Linked DNA regions of Homo sapiens: regions 1 and 2 are each linked to region 3. A link is a contact called in ENCODE Hi-C or POLR2A ChIA-PET data. All regions are on one chromosome and are shown on one strand. The core of a region is the stretch at or near the end of the contact, and the rest is flanking DNA. Distances in the headings are between cores, read along the strand shown. Region 1 overlaps MEF2C-AS1 (MEF2C antisense RNA 1). Region 2 overlaps MEF2C-AS1 (MEF2C antisense RNA 1). Region 3 overlaps MEF2C (myocyte enhancer factor 2C).

Region 1 (2,700 bases), core at 141-2,640, 390 kb after region 3:
TCAGATAGTCTGTGGCAGTATGTATTCTTGGGGAAATTTACTCTGATATATATTTGGAGGACAGTTGTCAAAATAAAAATATCAGGCAACTTACACTGTAACACTATAATTTATCAACTTTCTTCAATCTGTAAATCAACTTCCTCTCTGTCTCTCTCTCTCTCTCTCCCTCTCAGTTTCTCTCACTCCCTGTGATATATAACTACCAATACATAGTGGCACTGTCTTTTTTTTTATCAGGGGAAAATACACTTTTCTTGTTAAGGATTTTAGATGCCGTATGCATCCTTAAAATGCTTTTGGGAGAAAGGAGCTGTGTAAGTCTTGCATTATTTCATTAAAAATTATGAGTCAACAGGGCAGAATGTATTCTACAGTTTATGCCTGCCTGTGAACATTAGAACAAATCTCCCAGGTCAGGATTTGGTGGTGGAGTGTGGGAATTTTCCATGCCTTTTAGCATTGATGCCTATGACTTTTAGTCCAAGTTATCAGTTCAAAATGAATGGGAGCCATTTCCTATTCATTTTGTGAAGTGTGGACAGTGGTTTTGATAAATGAACAAGGCTTTGGATAATTTGAGTAAAATCCTTTTCTAGGTAACACCTTGTGCACTATAGAGACTAAAAAGAATGACGTTTTAGATAAAGGAAAAATGTGCATGTGAAGCCTATTGATAGAAAATTCTTTTGGTTATGTTCTGAATCTAAATCTGTAATCATAATAAAGAAATACATCTGTAGGCCTAGGAAGAGGGAAGGGAAAGGAGGAAAAAGGAGCCAAAATAAATGTTATTGGCAGTACAATAATGTTTTCTGATCATAGATTTTAATAAGAAGCCAAGATGTCTCAATGTAAGTTAAAAATGTAACATCAACTTTGTAGAGGGGAATTAGGAAGAATACATACACAAACACACACACACACACTCACACACTACATCATTACAATGACCTTGAAGTCACAATATTAAAGGAAAAAGATAAAAGAAAGCTGGAAAAACTGGAAGAGCGCTTACTATTCTGCGCGCAGAAAATATTTAATTTAAACACTCTAAGAAATTACGTCCAAAGAATCATTATCCCAGGAAACATCTATAGAATGAATGTATTTCGAGATCTTCATTACAGTTTAATTTGCATAGATATTTTGGGGAACTCTAGGACTCTAAGTGTGTCCCTAGGATTTTATTTGCAGAAATGAAGTAAACTATGGATAAGCTTTTCTCAAGTCTTAAATACTAGGTTTGAGACTGCACGAAAGAAGCATAATAGACTCCACTCAGGCACACTCAGGGAGAATATCAAGATAGAGTGTGACACTTTACCCACTGTTAAGGAAGAGACTGAGAGCTTGAATGCTGACTCAGGGAATGGGGAAAGAGTGCTTGCTTCCTCAGTGTGGCAATAAGGGAATTGGGCAAGTTCAGCTTGCTGGCAGAACTATGTTACACTGCAAAGCATGAGACGGGTTCAATGGAGCGAGTCTGAGCAACCCTTTAGGGCAGGGTATCCCAAACTTACCTGACTACTGAAACATGTTTAAGTTACAATGCATTAATGGAATACCAACAGAAGTGACAGGACATATTGCATACTTTGATCAAAGAAGACCTCAAACATGACCGGTCTTATATCTGATTTAAAAGCTGCAAAAAAGGGGCAAAACTTATTCATATGTGTGCTGTAGCTTTATAGCACCACCAACCAGATAATTTATTTTATTTCATTAATAACAAGAAACCTAATTATTTCAAGCTTAAGTATAATAAAATATCAAAACATTTTTATCAGGACAGTATATTAAAAATTATTTTTATAGCATATTCACTTAATATTGTTATATAATATGAAATCTTATTTTACATAGGAACTGTGTAGAAAAAAGAGAATAGGAATTGTATATTTTGCAACATTTGGGTAATCTTAGATGGACTGCTCTAAGAATTACTTCAAAGACAGGAAAAAATGAGATCCATCAACTTAATTTTGAAATATTCCAAATTTTACTTGTTGACGTGTTTTATTTAGACACAATTTGAAAACGATATGACTCTTCTTTTGTTTAATTCCCTCCTTTTTCAATTGTAGTTCATGGTAAATGGGATCATGAGGTATACATTTTTCATATGTGACAAACATTAAAACTATACAGTATTTTACAGTTGTAAAATGCTACTAAAAACCAATCATCTTCAAATAGACAATACATGTCAACCTGAGGGTTAAGTGGTAAATACTGCATCAAGGTGTAGATTAAAAGTCATAAAGTCGCTCTTGTGACTTCTGGGTGTGCTGGTGTGCATTTCTTTCTTTCTTTCTTTCTTTTTTTTTTTTTTTGAGACGGAGTCTTACTCTGTCGCCCAGGCTGGAGTGCAGTGACGCGATCTCTGCTCACTGCAAGCTCCGCCTCCCAGGTTCACGCCATTCTCCTGCCTCAGCTTTCTGAGTAGCTGGGACTACAGGCGCCCGCCACCACGCCCGGCTAATTTTTTGTATTTTTAGTAGAGACGGGGTTTCACCGTGTTAGCCAGGATGATTTCGTTCTCCTGACCTCGTGATCCGCCCGCCTCCGCCTCCCAAAGTGGTGTACATTTCTTAAAAGCAGAGAATTGTATGACAATTGTAGTTGTTTGCACATTTATTCAAAATTTTCATAAATTAATATATAAAATAAATGCGGAGACAAAAATACTTCTAG
Region 2 (2,700 bases), core at 28-2,527, 360 kb after region 3:
TTGTCCAACAGGACTACAAATTATCTTCAATATCTTTTTCTGACCACCCACCTTACTCCTAAGGGAACCCTTTATGAATGAAATTATCCCAGGAATTACTATCTCTGAAAGTGGAAATAACAGGAGGAGTATTACAATGCAGACATACGCAGTTATTATTTGTAACATTGGCAGGCTAAGTCAAGGTTTTTTTTTCTTTAAAGCATAGAGGGAGATGGATGTGTAATCTCATTCTGTCAAGAATGCTGAAGATTTTCATACATCACTGTGTTTCAAAATAAATTACGTGCATAGTAGGCTACATTAAACCAACATTCAGCACTGAATGTTTCTTCACCATTGCGATGCTTTTTTATCTCTTGAAATAAGAAACACATTTAACTTGGTTTCTATGATCATCTTGAAAATAATGCTGTCTTGTTTTGGCATAAAGTAGAAACATATATTTTTAATCAAGAAGTATGCTTTTCATTGAGAAAAGGGGAGAGCCAGCACCTCGTGCTAACTTTAAAGTGGTTTTATAGAGTTGTGGAGGGTGGACATGGCCCACTTCATCCGTTGGTTAACATGCCCACTGCTGACATCAGGGCTGGCTTCAGAGGAATATTACTGAGTGAGGTTTCACTCACTTCTGTCAAGTCTTCTCTCCCACCTCAGGATGAAAAAAGGGAAATGTCATTTCTTTTAAGCTTGGATGCCATGTTCAGACTTTTCCCACAGGCTTTATTTTAGACTTTTACCTCCTGCACTGCTAATGGGAAATTGCCAGTAGTGTTGACTCTCTCTCCTACCCCATCAAATTTTCTTTTTTAGCTAAATATGTACAAAAAGTTTTATTGAAACATGCCAAGTCACAGCTCGGTATTCCCTGATACTACACAAAATGAGTTGCAATAAAAATAGCACTGAAAATCTGAAATTACTGAATGCACCCATTTTTGCAGTTAAATACCATGAAAGACAGAAGGGAATTTACAATATGCTTCAAAGGGGTTGGGGGAAACACCTCTTCTCAGTCTAATAAAACTTAGTAGCTCGGGGTCACTTCCTAATAGGTGCCATTTCCTCTATTTTAATAAAGGTATTTTAGCACCTGAATTCTATGCCAGATACCATTGTCATTTTTTCCAGTGACTGGCTCAACTAAATGCTAGTGGGGGCCAGACACTCTTCAAACACTGCTGCTTAATGCCAAACACAACTAACATGCATATGGAAGAAGCCAGGAAAAGCAGTAACCTCCCTAATTATAGCCAAAGGCTCAGAAGTCCAGAGACCATACAGGAACCTCTAGCTTCTGGGGTGGACAGGGGTCAGGAAGCTCCTCCACCACGGATCCCTGAATTGGCAGCTATCCTTCCCCACCCCATCAACACAGAGTCATTTTTTGCCTGCCAAATCCTTGTCCAACCCCAATTCAAATCTATTTATACTCGCCTTTCCTATTTCTGGGCTCAGATGTTAGCCCATACGGTGTGTTGACCGGCACTAAATGTTACTGTGCGAGACCAGCGTTTGCCAGCTTCCTTGGTTGCTGACAGCAGGGAGACAAAAGTTCTGAATATTCGGAGGGACCTTAATCTTCTTAGCATAATCCTGGCCTCAAAGTGGTGGTAAGGTTCAACTTAAAAGCACCAGTCTCCTGAAATGGAAGAATTTAAGAGGTTAAGAGGTGATGCCAGCTGGACTCCTTCGGCCACAGTGATGGATGCCCAGCAGTGGTTCTTAAACTGTGGTGGAGGCAAAAATCACCTGGGGAATGTGTCAGTGGTGCAGGTACTCGGCCTGCCTACAGAGAATCTGATTCAGTCAGACTGGGACGGGCCTAGGAATTTGCTTTGAGTAAGCACTACGGGTGATGGTGATGCAGGTGGTCTGAGGCTCCGACTATGAGAAGCAATCCTAGGTCTACACTGCTTTCCCCCAGAATGCCAGGCTCTGTTTCAAGAGTAAGGGGATTAGCAACCCAATTTAAACACCTTAGTGATGGAGTGCTGCTTTAATTCAGATTTATTTAAAGCTTTGGAACACTGAACTTTGTTGTAGAAGCTTTACTTAAAATTCTGAGGTAGACTAACCTCCTTTTCTGAGTTCAATTTTAACAAGGAAGGCTATTTGAAGACTGCGGTCCTCGGTTTGTGAGGTCTGAGCATAAAAAGAAAATAAAACCCTACAAGTTGGACCTTCTTATGTAAAACTAGACCTCATTCTTTTTAAAAGGTGTGACCTTGGATCATTAAAATTTTTCTGAAGAGAAGAAATCTGGGATAGATAGCTTTCCTGATAAAATGTGCAGTCGAAATTGTAAGCAGCTTATGTGGTGCTCTATCATTTACGCTGTTTAAGGGGGCACTTAAATGAAAAGGAATGTTTTAAAGTTAACTCAGCTGAATTCTATGTAGAACAGAATAAGCAATCCCCAGGGTGCACAGCTTTTGATGTGTTCTTCTGCTTCACTATTTATGGATAACTTAAGAAAACAGTGCCACCTTCCATTTTGAGGGGAGTGGAGTAGGTGGGCGATTCTGTGCTGTGCAACCATAGAACAAAAGACATAGCACATTTAAATAAAAATAAAATAAGCAAGTATTATTCATACAACAGTGCCAAAAAGAGTGAGCCCTTTGTTCTAGTCATCAGAGTTTGTGGGTTTGGGTTTTCAGGGTAGACAAACACACAAGTAAACACTTTTTTTTTTTT
Region 3 (2,700 bases), core at 95-2,594:
TATCTTCATCTTAGGCATGCAGACCCAGAAGAAAGAAAAATGACAGGGTCTGGGGATATAACCTCTATTTAAAATTTCTTATTTATTTATCTTCCTTAGAGGTGCTACAATTCTTTTTTGATGTAAAATATAACCTTTGTTCCTAAAATGCCTAGGATTTTAATTTGCTTTTGAGAGATAGCTATTTTCATGAAGTAAATGTATGGAAAGATGAATTGAGGCAGTGTGTAGGCATGCGATGTATTAGATATAATCATTGCAATACATCTAAGAAAGGATTTGCTAATTAACAGGAGAAAGTTCATTTAGAAATTGTGGAAAGTACTTTCTCATTGTCAGCGTGTTGAGGACATAAATATTGTAAAAATACTATGTTATAAAGTACCTCATTACCTATTATTACTCTGCTTATGGGACGTAGAGATTGACCGATGGTAGTGTCTGATTTTTTTCCAACTATAAATTGAAAGCCTTAAAAGAAAATGTTTTTCTTATCCTAGAACATCAGCCTAGTGAAGTTCACCAGATATATATATATATTTTTTTTACACGGAAAAGGGAAATGCAAACCAGTTACCAGAAATAATAGCTAAATACAAGCAAGGCTCTGTCAATGGCACTGTTATGTTAATTTTCTGGGAGAATGTTAAGTAATTCATCAAGTTAGACAAATATAAAAACAGCAAAACATATACAAAACATTATCAATATTTATTTAAAATGTAGTTTTGTATTACCACTGATGGCATCGTATTCTTGCTGCCTGGTGGAATAAGAACTCGGAGATCTGGTTTACGGTTATTCATTCCTAAATTCATTGGGGGAGGAGATTTTGCTTGCATATTCTTGTTCAAGTTACCAGGTGAGACCAGCAGACCTGGTGAGTTTCGGGGATTGCCATACCCGTTCCCTGTTAACAAAAAACAATAAAGCATTTAGGAAGAAATCTAGGTCAAATACGTTTCCGAAGAATACACAACATGAGAATAAAAACAAAAGCTTAATGGTAAGACGTACATTGCAAAACCATAGGATGACTGATTTGACCTCCATGGGACAAGTAACCCAATTAAGTATTCAATAGTCCTCTGAAGGAAGATTAAAAACTTTTTATGAGAAGAGAGCCAATATACATCAACTTGCTCAGAAGTCAGCATATACTTTTTTTCCTATCAAAAATATTCAGGAAGAAAGTCAGACAGTAGTTCAGGGTCTAAGAAAAGCACAGAACTGGTCTTGCACTTTAATTGACTAGCTTGGCGGAGGCCTGGCTGGCGTGACTCACTCTTTCAGTTCACTGGTTTGGGTTTTATTTTGTGTGTCTGTGTGTCCTTAAATGAAGAAAGGGCATACCAGCAAGACTGTAATTTCTAGGACAGGCAGGAGGAGGGGAAGCCGCTTACACATTTTGCTGTTCAGTTCCGCTTTTCTCTGAGTGAATTCTCTCTATGGTTTTTCTTCCATCTGCTTTGCCCTCCTTACTAAGTTCAGTGTACAACCCTTGCTTTCCTCCTCACACAGAACTTCAGAAAGCAAGACTCCTTCCCTGGAGCTGAAATGAAGTGATGATGCCTCCGCTAAAGTGCTGATTCACCAAGGCACAGGAATAGCCATTGAACTGGAAGACTGAAAGGGTTTTCTTAGGTCTCTGATGTTCAGTATCCTACTAACAGAAAAGTGGGTATCCCAAGGTCTGCGTTTTTCATATTTCAAAATATGACCAAGAGAGCTAGGGAGGAGTTGATTACAAATGCCAGCAGAGCTGGCATGACAGTGGACTCAGAAAGACATCTGCTGATTTCCTCCACTGCCTCTGAAGGGAGAATAAGAGAACTCAGCTACCTGATTCAACAATCCTTGCTAGAAACTAGACAGTTGTTTTCTGAAGCTTTCTAAAGGAGACAGTTAAACCTCATTGTTATTGCCATCATTACAAAACACAAGTATCTATTACCCCTGCATGAGTGAGATTGTGTGCTACCCAGTGAGGATGCAAAGACAAGGCCCCAGGCTTGAAAAGCTCTGAAATCTCTTTGTGGTAATCCAATACATACTCATGGAAAACATAAAGACCAATACAAGGCAGCGTAGGGTGAGGTGCCTGCAGAGTAATCCAGATTAAGTGTTATTGAGTTCCCGGGAGAGAAGAGGTGATCCAATAAAAGATTCACAGAAGAGGCAGGAATTGATGAGGGCCTTAAAGAAAGGCCATAGGAAGATATGTTAGGCTTGTGACTGGGCAGTAGGAAAGGGCTGAGGTAGGAGTTTAAAGAGCATGGTAAGGGGCACTGAGAGGAACCTGTTTAGAAGGGGACCCGTGAAAAGAGAGGGGTGTCAGAGGCTCTGGAGGGATGCAGGGGTTGGGCTGTGGAGATCTCAAATTCCAGGCTAAAAGTCCTTGGGTTTATATGGTGGAAATGAAAGTTTCAGAGTAGAGGTATGACACAGACCTCTAAGTGGTCAGAAAGATCTACTGGCATTGGTATACTCAGGAATTAGTAAGGCCTGCTAGTGTGGACCAGTCTGGAGACTACTTTGATGGCCTGAGATAGAGGCCATGAGGAACTGGGAAGGCAGAGCAAAGGTATATTTCAGGAGATATTTATGGGAACATCTTTAGAAGCAAAATATATTTGAGGCACACTGTATAAAGCAGATTTGTTCTTCATATCCCATTCATTTACCTGTCTCATTTTATGC

What was found. Hi-C counts contacts between places; a loop is a spot of excess contacts on that map. ChIA-PET counts read pairs that join two places held with the same protein, here RNA polymerase II (POLR2A). Pooled maps may share reads with other maps.
Region 1: a loop to region 3 is called in a map of endothelial cell of umbilical vein, with 3 times the contacts of the local background. The contact joins two enhancer-like sites. A Hi-C loop is called at or near these places in 1 of 168 maps with a recorded cell type or tissue (endothelial cell of umbilical vein), 9 of 37 single-sample maps with no recorded cell type and 5 of 50 pooled maps. POLR2A ChIA-PET finds 5 or more read pairs at or near these places in 2 of 52 experiments (T-cell and WTC11).
Region 2: a map of ascending aorta shows a loop between it and region 3 (3-fold over the local background). The contact joins two enhancer-like sites. A Hi-C loop is called at or near these places in 9 of 168 maps with a recorded cell type or tissue (Caco-2, Calu3, GM12878 and 5 more), 35 of 37 single-sample maps with no recorded cell type and 16 of 50 pooled maps. POLR2A ChIA-PET finds 5 or more read pairs at or near these places in 1 of 52 experiments (Panc1).

The regions. Positions count from the first base shown.
Region 1 is chr5:89,119,526-89,122,225 of GRCh38, forward strand. All of the region lies in intron 4 of MEF2C-AS1 (MEF2C antisense RNA 1), which reads left to right. Among named protein-coding and RNA genes, the nearest start is that of MEF2C-AS1, 240 kb to the left of the region's middle. Within about 2 kb of position 1,391, at least 2 of the 41 ENCODE cell types and tissues checked have a DNase peak (open chromatin) inside an H3K27ac peak, as active enhancers do.
Region 2 is chr5:89,086,319-89,089,018 of GRCh38, forward strand. All of the region lies in intron 3 of MEF2C-AS1 (MEF2C antisense RNA 1), which reads left to right. Among named protein-coding and RNA genes, the nearest start is that of MEF2C-AS1, 200 kb to the left of the region's middle. Within about 2 kb of position 1,278, at least 2 of the 41 ENCODE cell types and tissues checked have a DNase peak (open chromatin) inside an H3K27ac peak, as active enhancers do; they include ascending aorta, where a contact is called at or near this core.
Region 3 is chr5:88,730,992-88,733,691 of GRCh38, forward strand. MEF2C (myocyte enhancer factor 2C) reads right to left here. Exons shown (of 11, transcript NM_002397.5): 7 at 738-910. Among named protein-coding and RNA genes, the nearest start is that of GSCAR, 35 kb to the left of the region's middle. RefSeq lists enhancers at 1,162-1,211, 1,332-1,611. Within about 2 kb of position 1,345, at least 19 of the 41 ENCODE cell types and tissues checked have a DNase peak (open chromatin) inside an H3K27ac peak, as active enhancers do; they include ascending aorta, where a contact is called at or near this core.